2 separate regions of the Homo sapiens genome follow, and region 2 is linked to region 1. A link is an interaction called in ENCODE POLR2A ChIA-PET data of the cell type or tissue named here. Cell type or tissue: Panc1. All regions are shown on one strand. Region 1 has its middle 120 kb from the start of PMS1. Region 2 overlaps PMS1 (PMS1 homolog 1, mismatch repair system component).

Region 1 (4,000 bases):
TAAAACATGGGGTAATGCTTATACAATGGAATACACACTGTACACACAGTCTTGTTCTTTTTGAGTGTAAATTCTAGAGAGTGTAAATTCTAGAGTGTAAACTGAGTGTAAATTCTAGAGAGAAATTCTCAAGCTTTCTTTTGTCCTAACAGGTAAATCTGAAAACTTCCTACTTTCTGGAAGAAAGAACATAACTGTTCCCAGTTATGTAAAATATGTCAAAAAGACTAGACGAAAATATCTAAAAATACTATTTCCAGGGGGTGAGATTATAGCTATTTTCATTTTCTCCTTTTATATTCTGTATTCTTCAAATGTTCTACAGTGAACTGGAATTAATGTTATAATTTAAAAATAATTTTGTATTTGTAAAAGTTAAGGAACTTGCAGAATTGAGATATAGGTTCAAATGCCTGACATGTTGCTAACCAGCTCTTTCTTAGCCTAATTTCTCTATTAAATATCAATTTCCTCCCTTCTAAAAGAAGGATAATTGTCCTCACATAATGACTTAAGATTAGAAGTAGGAGGCTACTCAGCATAGTTCCTGACATATTAAATGCTTGGTAAATCTGTTTAAACGAATGTGAAAATGTGACAGTCTAAATTCATATTTTAGGTAAAATGCAAAGTCTACCATGAATACCCAATTCAAAAGGATATGAAAACTGTGCCATTCACTCTTTCACCCTGTTCACTCTTGTCTGCAATCCAATTCAAATTAGAGGAAAATGTACCATTCTAAAATTAATGTAAAAGGCAAACCAAATTGCTACCTTCCGGCCTTGGGGTATCTTCTTGCCTAAAGACTTCCCTAACATGGAAAGAAAATTTCAAATTGCACTGTAAAAATTATCTTCCTAAAACTGAGTGTAAACTCTAGAGAGAAATTCCCAAGCTTTCTTTTGCCCAAATAGGAAAATATGAAAGCTTCGTACTGCTAATGAGAGCTTGGAAATTCATATGCAGTACTGCCTCAAACAGGTAACTAAAAACTGACTATAGATTGGGGAGGAAGCATTTTTTAACATACTAAATAAAATTTCAATACTGGTAATGAATTCAAGGTAATCTATAGACTGCAGACCTTGAAGACAAAAGGATAAAATTTCCTTTCACTATAAGAATCTAAAACTACCTTATCTGCTACAGACTTTTCCCGTGACTATGAGATTCAGACTTCAATGTGTGTGGCAGGTAGGGAAATTATGAATATCAAACTTGTCCCAACTACATACTTCTTGTTACATCCTTTATTCAGTCAGCTGTTGAATATGAGGTAAACTTCCTCATTTTCATATCTTTACAATAAAATAATAAAGCTCAAAATATTTCTCTAAGTAGCTTCATACAAATGGAAACATAGGACATTATATGTTTGCAACTAAAGCGTCAGCTTCTTAGGAAATACAACTGTAGCTGTCTCTATGTTCAAAAGACTAAAAAATCCAAATATTTTAGAAAAAATAAATTATGAAATAATTGTATTACACATGTCTTACCTTTATCAAAGACTTTAACAAGTTTTCTTTTAGGTAAAAACTTGAGTAATACATTTATTTGTAAATCTTACTTATTGAATATAGAATTTTAGAATCAAAGGGCCTATTTAACCCCATGTTTCTCTGTTGGATAGAAAAGTGAAGAGATACATAAATATACATTCTCTTAGTGGTAATAAATGAAAATAACTATATAGAACTTTGACATATATAATCTTGTTTCATTCCGAATATTCTTGTCAGATGATAACTGGTATTTTTGCCTTCATTTCTTAAGTGAGAAACTAAAGTTCAAAGGAGATCAATGACTTTCTTGAGGTCACTAAGTGCCAAGGGCAGAGTTTGAACATAGTTCTTTCACTCTAGAGCCAGTATTTTTTGTAATACATAAAATTATCTCTTTTGTGCCATATTTTCTCTCAAGATAGGCTGTGTAAACATAAGGATTAAAGACTGATGTTCATTAACATCAATAACTGCATAAAAATTTGGAAAACAATTGCTTTTCAAATATCTTACCACAAAAGTGACTTTAAAAAACAGATTTTTGTCCTCAAAACGATAATGATGATGACTCCCTAGAAAATTGTTTTTGCATTTCACATTAAGGAATCCAGTAACGTACCCTTTTCCCATTCTGTGTTAACAGCTTAAATATATTTAGAGATAAACAAGAAACATATAATTTGCCTGTATGACAAAGTATAATTGGCACCATAATTCTGTAAGAACCTGTGTATAATGCTGGCATGGTGGGAAAACTACTAAACCAAGAGTAAAGGGATTTTACAAGGGCCTAACCTTGGGTTGGTCACTTACGCACTTTGTGTTTCATCTGCAAAACAGAGTATTGACCTACAGTATTGCTGCGAGGATTATATAAAAATGTATATGATGGCAATTTCTAAGGCATCAAGCACTACATAAATATAAGGCAATGTAATTATTGATTTGCTCATTCTATTTCTTGATGTAGATACTACTACTCATCATATGTAACTAAACTTATTTCAAGCTATACAAATGTTATTAAAAGTTGTACATAAATCAAAGAAAGTAAATTTTGAATAATCTTTTAAACACTCTCATTTAAAACTTGCAAATTCAAATTTTTCCACACAAAAATGACTATAAAATGCTAAGTTTACTTTCTACAAGTTATACACATAATCAGCAGTAACATAGATGCAGTTGGAGGCCATCATCCTAAATGAATTAGGGCAGGAATAGAAAACCACATACCACATGTTCTCACTTATAAGTGGGAGCTAAACATTGAGCACACATGGACATAAATTTGGGAACAGTAGACACTGTGGACTACTAGATCAGGGGAAGTAGTGGGGGAACATGGGTTGGAAAACTACTTATTGGGTACTATATTGCCTACCTGGGTGATGTTATCCATACCCCAAACCTCAGCATCATATAATAGTGCCATGTAACAAACATGCACATATACCCCCTGTATCTAAAATAAAAGTCAAAATTTAAATAAAGTACATCTTTACAGGCAATGTATCATCCCATTTTTCCAAAATGGAATGCTCTAACAGTTTGAATTCACTTAATGTTTACATATGAATGGCATTCAAATATTTACTGAATCTAATGGTGATAACAATGTTCATTATTGATTCTACAAAAACTAAATATAATAATTAAGGTATACTTAAACTACAATGAAAAAAATTTAATCCTCAAGACCTTGCCTTGTTCTAAGAATCATCATTATGAATATAAATTACTGTGCAGTATTTTAAAAATAATTGTTATCTAAGCTTAGTGGTTAGAAATTTACAGATTAGGTTTAATATAAGTTAAATACATGGCAATCATTATTTTTCATATTATTTATATTATTTTGGTTTTTCAACCAGTAATTTGCTACTATAATTAAAATTAACCTAATAACATATTCAGCATTTAAAGTTTTCATACCTCTCAAGAAAAATTATTCAGAAAAATGTGTAGTTATATAAGGTATATAGCTATCTTGCCCATCTTTTACTCTCTGATTTTCCATTTATAAATAATTTCTCGATGGCTTTCAATTCAAATTTTTCCTATAGGGAAGACACTTAAAAAACTATTTTAAGATATCCTCTAATATCTATCCTGTTAATCCAAATTATTTCCCTCATTCTACATCTCCCACTGGCTAGTCAGTTTTTTTTTCCTCTGTAGTTTATCTCATCATCTCTTTAAGAGATTATTAATAAAGACTTACTTTATTTAATGCACTTTAACAGTGAAAGGGGAGGAAAATATATGCCACCGAGCTGTACAGTGAAACCGATAACCTTCCTTATTTCTACTCTTTCCTATTGGCTAAATTCAAGCAAAAAAAAATGAATCATGAAAAAAAAGAGCACCTATTTGAAAAGCGAAGTATACAGTTTTTACATATAGTTCTAAATATGGCTTGACTAAAAAGGAATAATTTCTGAGACCTAATATAGATGGTATTTATATCCTATACATGTTTACTTTAACAG
Region 2 (4,000 bases), 67 kb after region 1:
AGGTGTGGTGGCTCGTGCCTGTAATCCCAGCACTTTGGGAGGCCAAGGCGGGTGGATCACTTGAGGTCAGGAGTTCAAGACCAGCTGGCCAGCATGGTGAAACCCCATCTCTACTAAAAACAAAAAAATTATCCAGGCATGGTGGCGGGCACCCATAATCCTAGCTACTTGGGAGGCTAAGGCATGAGAATCACTTGAACCCAGGAGATGGAGGTTGCAGTGAGCTGAGATCGCGCTACTGCACTCCAATGTGGGCAACAGAGAGAGAGACTCTGTCTCAAAAAAAGAAAAAAAAAAGTGATTGTATTCCTCCAACTCAGAGACTCTCAGCTTTTACGAAAGACATGCAAAACTGAAAGTTCACATTCAAAAAATATTCCGATAGGTGACCTGAGGACTATGTGTAATTAATTCCTAATATACTAGCTATCATGCTACAGCTTTCTCTTCCTCTTGCAAAAGTTCGGTGGAATGCAAGTCAGTGAAACTGATGTTGACAGGATTATTCCCTTAGGTTTTTTTCGTTTGCTTTTTAAGATAAACCATTTGCAAACTTTGGTACTTTACTAGTATTAATATACTGCGGCTGAGAATTACTGGGCTGTGTTAACAGAACCAACACTCTGGTAGGAGGAAAAGAGAAAACGGACAGACTAAAGGGTACGAAATGGGCTTGATGACTGACTCCATGTGGAGAGGGAATAAAAAGAGAAGAATCAAGAATGCCTCCCAGATTTCTGACCTGGGAAACTGGAATGGTGGTAGTAACACTCAACAAGATAAGAAACTCAGAAGAGCAGGATTGGTGGCAGGAAGATGATGAGTTCAGCTTGTTCAGTGTTGAGTGTTGAGTCTCTGGTACCAAGAACAGTACCAGACACCTAGTAAGGCCCACTAAATACTAAATACTTTCGTTAAAGGAATGAGCAAATAAACACATTTTTTTTTCCCTAGGGAAAAGTAACCCCAGTAGAGTTGAAAACTAGCTCTTTGTTTTCAGAGATAAGGCTGCTAGTTGTCACACCACCATACCTGTTAAAATTACACTTTTTGTCTACTACTTGACCTAAGGAAATCCAAACCAATCTTTGCTTTTCTTTCCTCTTAACATAACAGTTTAAGGTATAATTCATATACTCTACAATTCACCCACTTTAGATTTATAATTCAATGGTTTTTATTATTCACAGAGCTGTGCAACCAACAGCATGATTTAATCTTTGAACAATTTTATCAGTCCAAAAAGAAAACCTATATCCATCATCAGTGACTCCTATCCCTTTTCAATCACTAATCTATCTTCTCTCTATATAAAATTTGCCCACTTAGGATGTTTCATATAAATGGAATCATACAATATATGGTCTTTGATTGGATTCTTTCACTTAGCATAACCTTTTCAAGTTTATTTATATCAGTACTTCATTCCTTTTAAATGGCTGAATAATATTCCATTGTAGATAATACATTTGAATTATCCTTTTATGAGTTAATGAGCATTTGAGTTGTTTCTACTTTTTGGCTATTATAACTGATGCTGCCATAAACATGCATGTTCATGTTTTTATGTTGGCATATGTTTTCATTTCTCTTGGGTATAGATCTATGAGTGGAACTGCTGGGCCACATGGTAGCTCCATGTTTTTTGAAGAACTGCCAGACTGTAATCTTTGCGTGCACATGCACTCTGGAAAGGCAAACTACTGGCTTCTGCTATTATGGCTCTAGTTTTAAGCCAGCCAACAGCTAATAATTTAAGGAACAATGTTCAAAATTAAAGGAAGTAAATAAGGTTCTGAATAATCTGCAATTACAGGAAATGAAATGTCCCCTGCTTCATACTTTCCACATCAGAAGTTCCTTATGACAAAGAATAGCTGAACCATAAAAACTTATTCACAAGGCTAAGGTGGGAGGATCACTTGAGGTCCGGAGTTCAATACCAGACTGGGCAACATAGTGTGACCCTGTTTCTATAAAAAAAAAATAAAAAATTAGCTGGGCATGGTGGCACATGCCTGTAGTCCCAGCTACTCAGGAGGCTGAGGTGGGAGTGGCTCACCCTGCACTCCAGCTTGGGTGACAGAGCAAGACCCCCTCCCTAAAAAGAAAAAAAAAAAAACACCAAACTTATTCACAAAAAGTGTACCTCTTTAAAGGAATGCTAACTCTCTGATATTGACATTTTTAAAATAAAGCATTCAAGGAAATATTTCAAAAAACTAATGTTTTAAAATTCCTGCACTGAATATAGCTAAAAAGCCTGCAGTGTTACTAATGTAAACATCATCTTGTTTATTTTAGTTTATATTAGATGCCTTAGATACAGATATAAATCTTAGCTGCTGATTAATGCAAGGATGCTATTTCACTGCCTGACCTGCTGAATAGTTAGTATACACAACCGTAAAAAGATCACTTCAGGAAATCGGTCCTAGAAAAAGCTGTGAAACATGAGAACTATGCAATGTGATTTCACTTTAAAGTAAACATGCTAGGAGTCTGGGAGCATTATTTCACACTAGGCAATTTTTATTGCATCAGATCGAGGGGCTAATTTAAGAGCATTTTCTAAACTAGTTACACTTGGGCTAGCAATAAATAATAGCGGTCTGCCAACAAGTAAAATCTTCTCATTGGGCAACTAAGATTCATTTTCAAAACAGGACCCATCACTAAAAAACTAAACTATAAAATGTGATGAATAAGAACTGGGAATACTGGGAATCCAGAATACAGTATTCAGTTTGCTTTCTCTACCGTTTCATCAATTCTATGTTATTTTCAAAAACAGAGATTTTCTTTTCACTTCCTGAAGGTTTTTGTAAATCTTGCCCTTAGGCCGAAAGCTTAACATGTGCTAAAAATACACACAAACCTCCATATGTTTTCTATCTAGGTCACACAAAGTTGGAGCACCTGGATGTGCCAACTAAGAATCTGACTCTAGTCAGTATGATGACAGTGCAAAAACACCTCAAAAATATATTATTACATGCACACCATCTTAGGTTTGAAGTTAGCCAAATATATCTTGCCCCTAATTCCTACCTCACTGACATACGCTACTTGAAGAAAATGAAGTTAGATGAGAATACTCGATATTTAATTAGTAAACCTCAATTGTTTGTAAAGGCAATTTGTGATAAAGAGAAATGTAGGCTGCACACAGATGATGCATAGTTAAGTGAATAGTACAATGCTAAAACTGCTTGAGCAAAGTCAACTCCTTCTAAATAAAGAGGATATATTATTGGCCTAGACTGCAGCCAAAATTCTTGCAAATTGTAGGCACAGATGTACTAAGCTCATATTTGGATTTTTTTTTTTCCACCAAACAAGAAGCAGCACCAATGAATTTTTTTTTTTTTTTTTTTTTTGAGACAGGCTAGAGTACAGTGGTGTGATCATAGTTGACAGCAGCCTCAGCCTCCTGGACTCAAGGATTCTCCTGCCTCAGCCTCCCGATTAGCTGGGACTACAGGTGCACACTACCACGCCCAGCTAATTTTTTTGTACGTTTTGAAGAGAAAGGGTTTCACCATGTTGCTTAGGCTGGTCTTGAACTCCTGGACTCAAGCGATCCTCCCACCTTGGGCTCCCAAAGTGCTGGGATTACAGGTGTGAGCCACCATACCCAGGCAAATTTCTTAAGTACCATAAGTTTACTTCTAAGATCTTACAAGTTACTATAAATAGATCTATATCTATTATTATTTACTCCTGCGTATGTACTTGCACTGACTCTGACTCCAAAAAGTACAGAGGCACAAACACAATATTTAAAAGGTTGTTTTATTTCCCACATTGGCAACACAGGAACAATATGAGCCACAGCAGCTTACCACTAAGACACTGCTAAATGTTTTGAATTCAGTATAAAATTATAGATTATTCCATCACAGTATCAATACTACTGTTAAAAGAACAAACCACATTCTACTGACATAATAAACATTAATATGAATTGATTATTGCTAAGCAGCCTCAAACTTTCAAA

Evidence for each region. Peaks named below come from ENCODE experiments on the same cell type or tissue, not always from the same donor. Only the 100,000 strongest peaks of a DNase experiment are listed, where the experiment ranks them.
Region 2: POLR2A ChIA-PET joins it to region 1 with 6 read pairs; 3 of 35 experiments call an interaction of 5 or more read pairs at or near these places.

The regions. Positions count from the first base shown.
Region 1 is chr2:189,902,635-189,906,634 of GRCh38, reverse strand. It overlaps a transcript of AKAP19 not described here. Among named protein-coding and RNA genes, the nearest start is that of PMS1, 120 kb to the right of the region's middle. In Panc1, no CTCF peak of the experiment used is centred here; no DNase peak of the experiment used is centred here.
Region 2 is chr2:189,835,287-189,839,286 of GRCh38, reverse strand. All of the region lies in intron 5 of PMS1 (PMS1 homolog 1, mismatch repair system component), which reads right to left. Among named protein-coding and RNA genes, the nearest start is that of PMS1, 53 kb to the right of the region's middle. In Panc1, no CTCF peak of the experiment used is centred here; a DNase peak (open chromatin) is centred at 2,416; H3K27ac peaks cover 3,878 bases.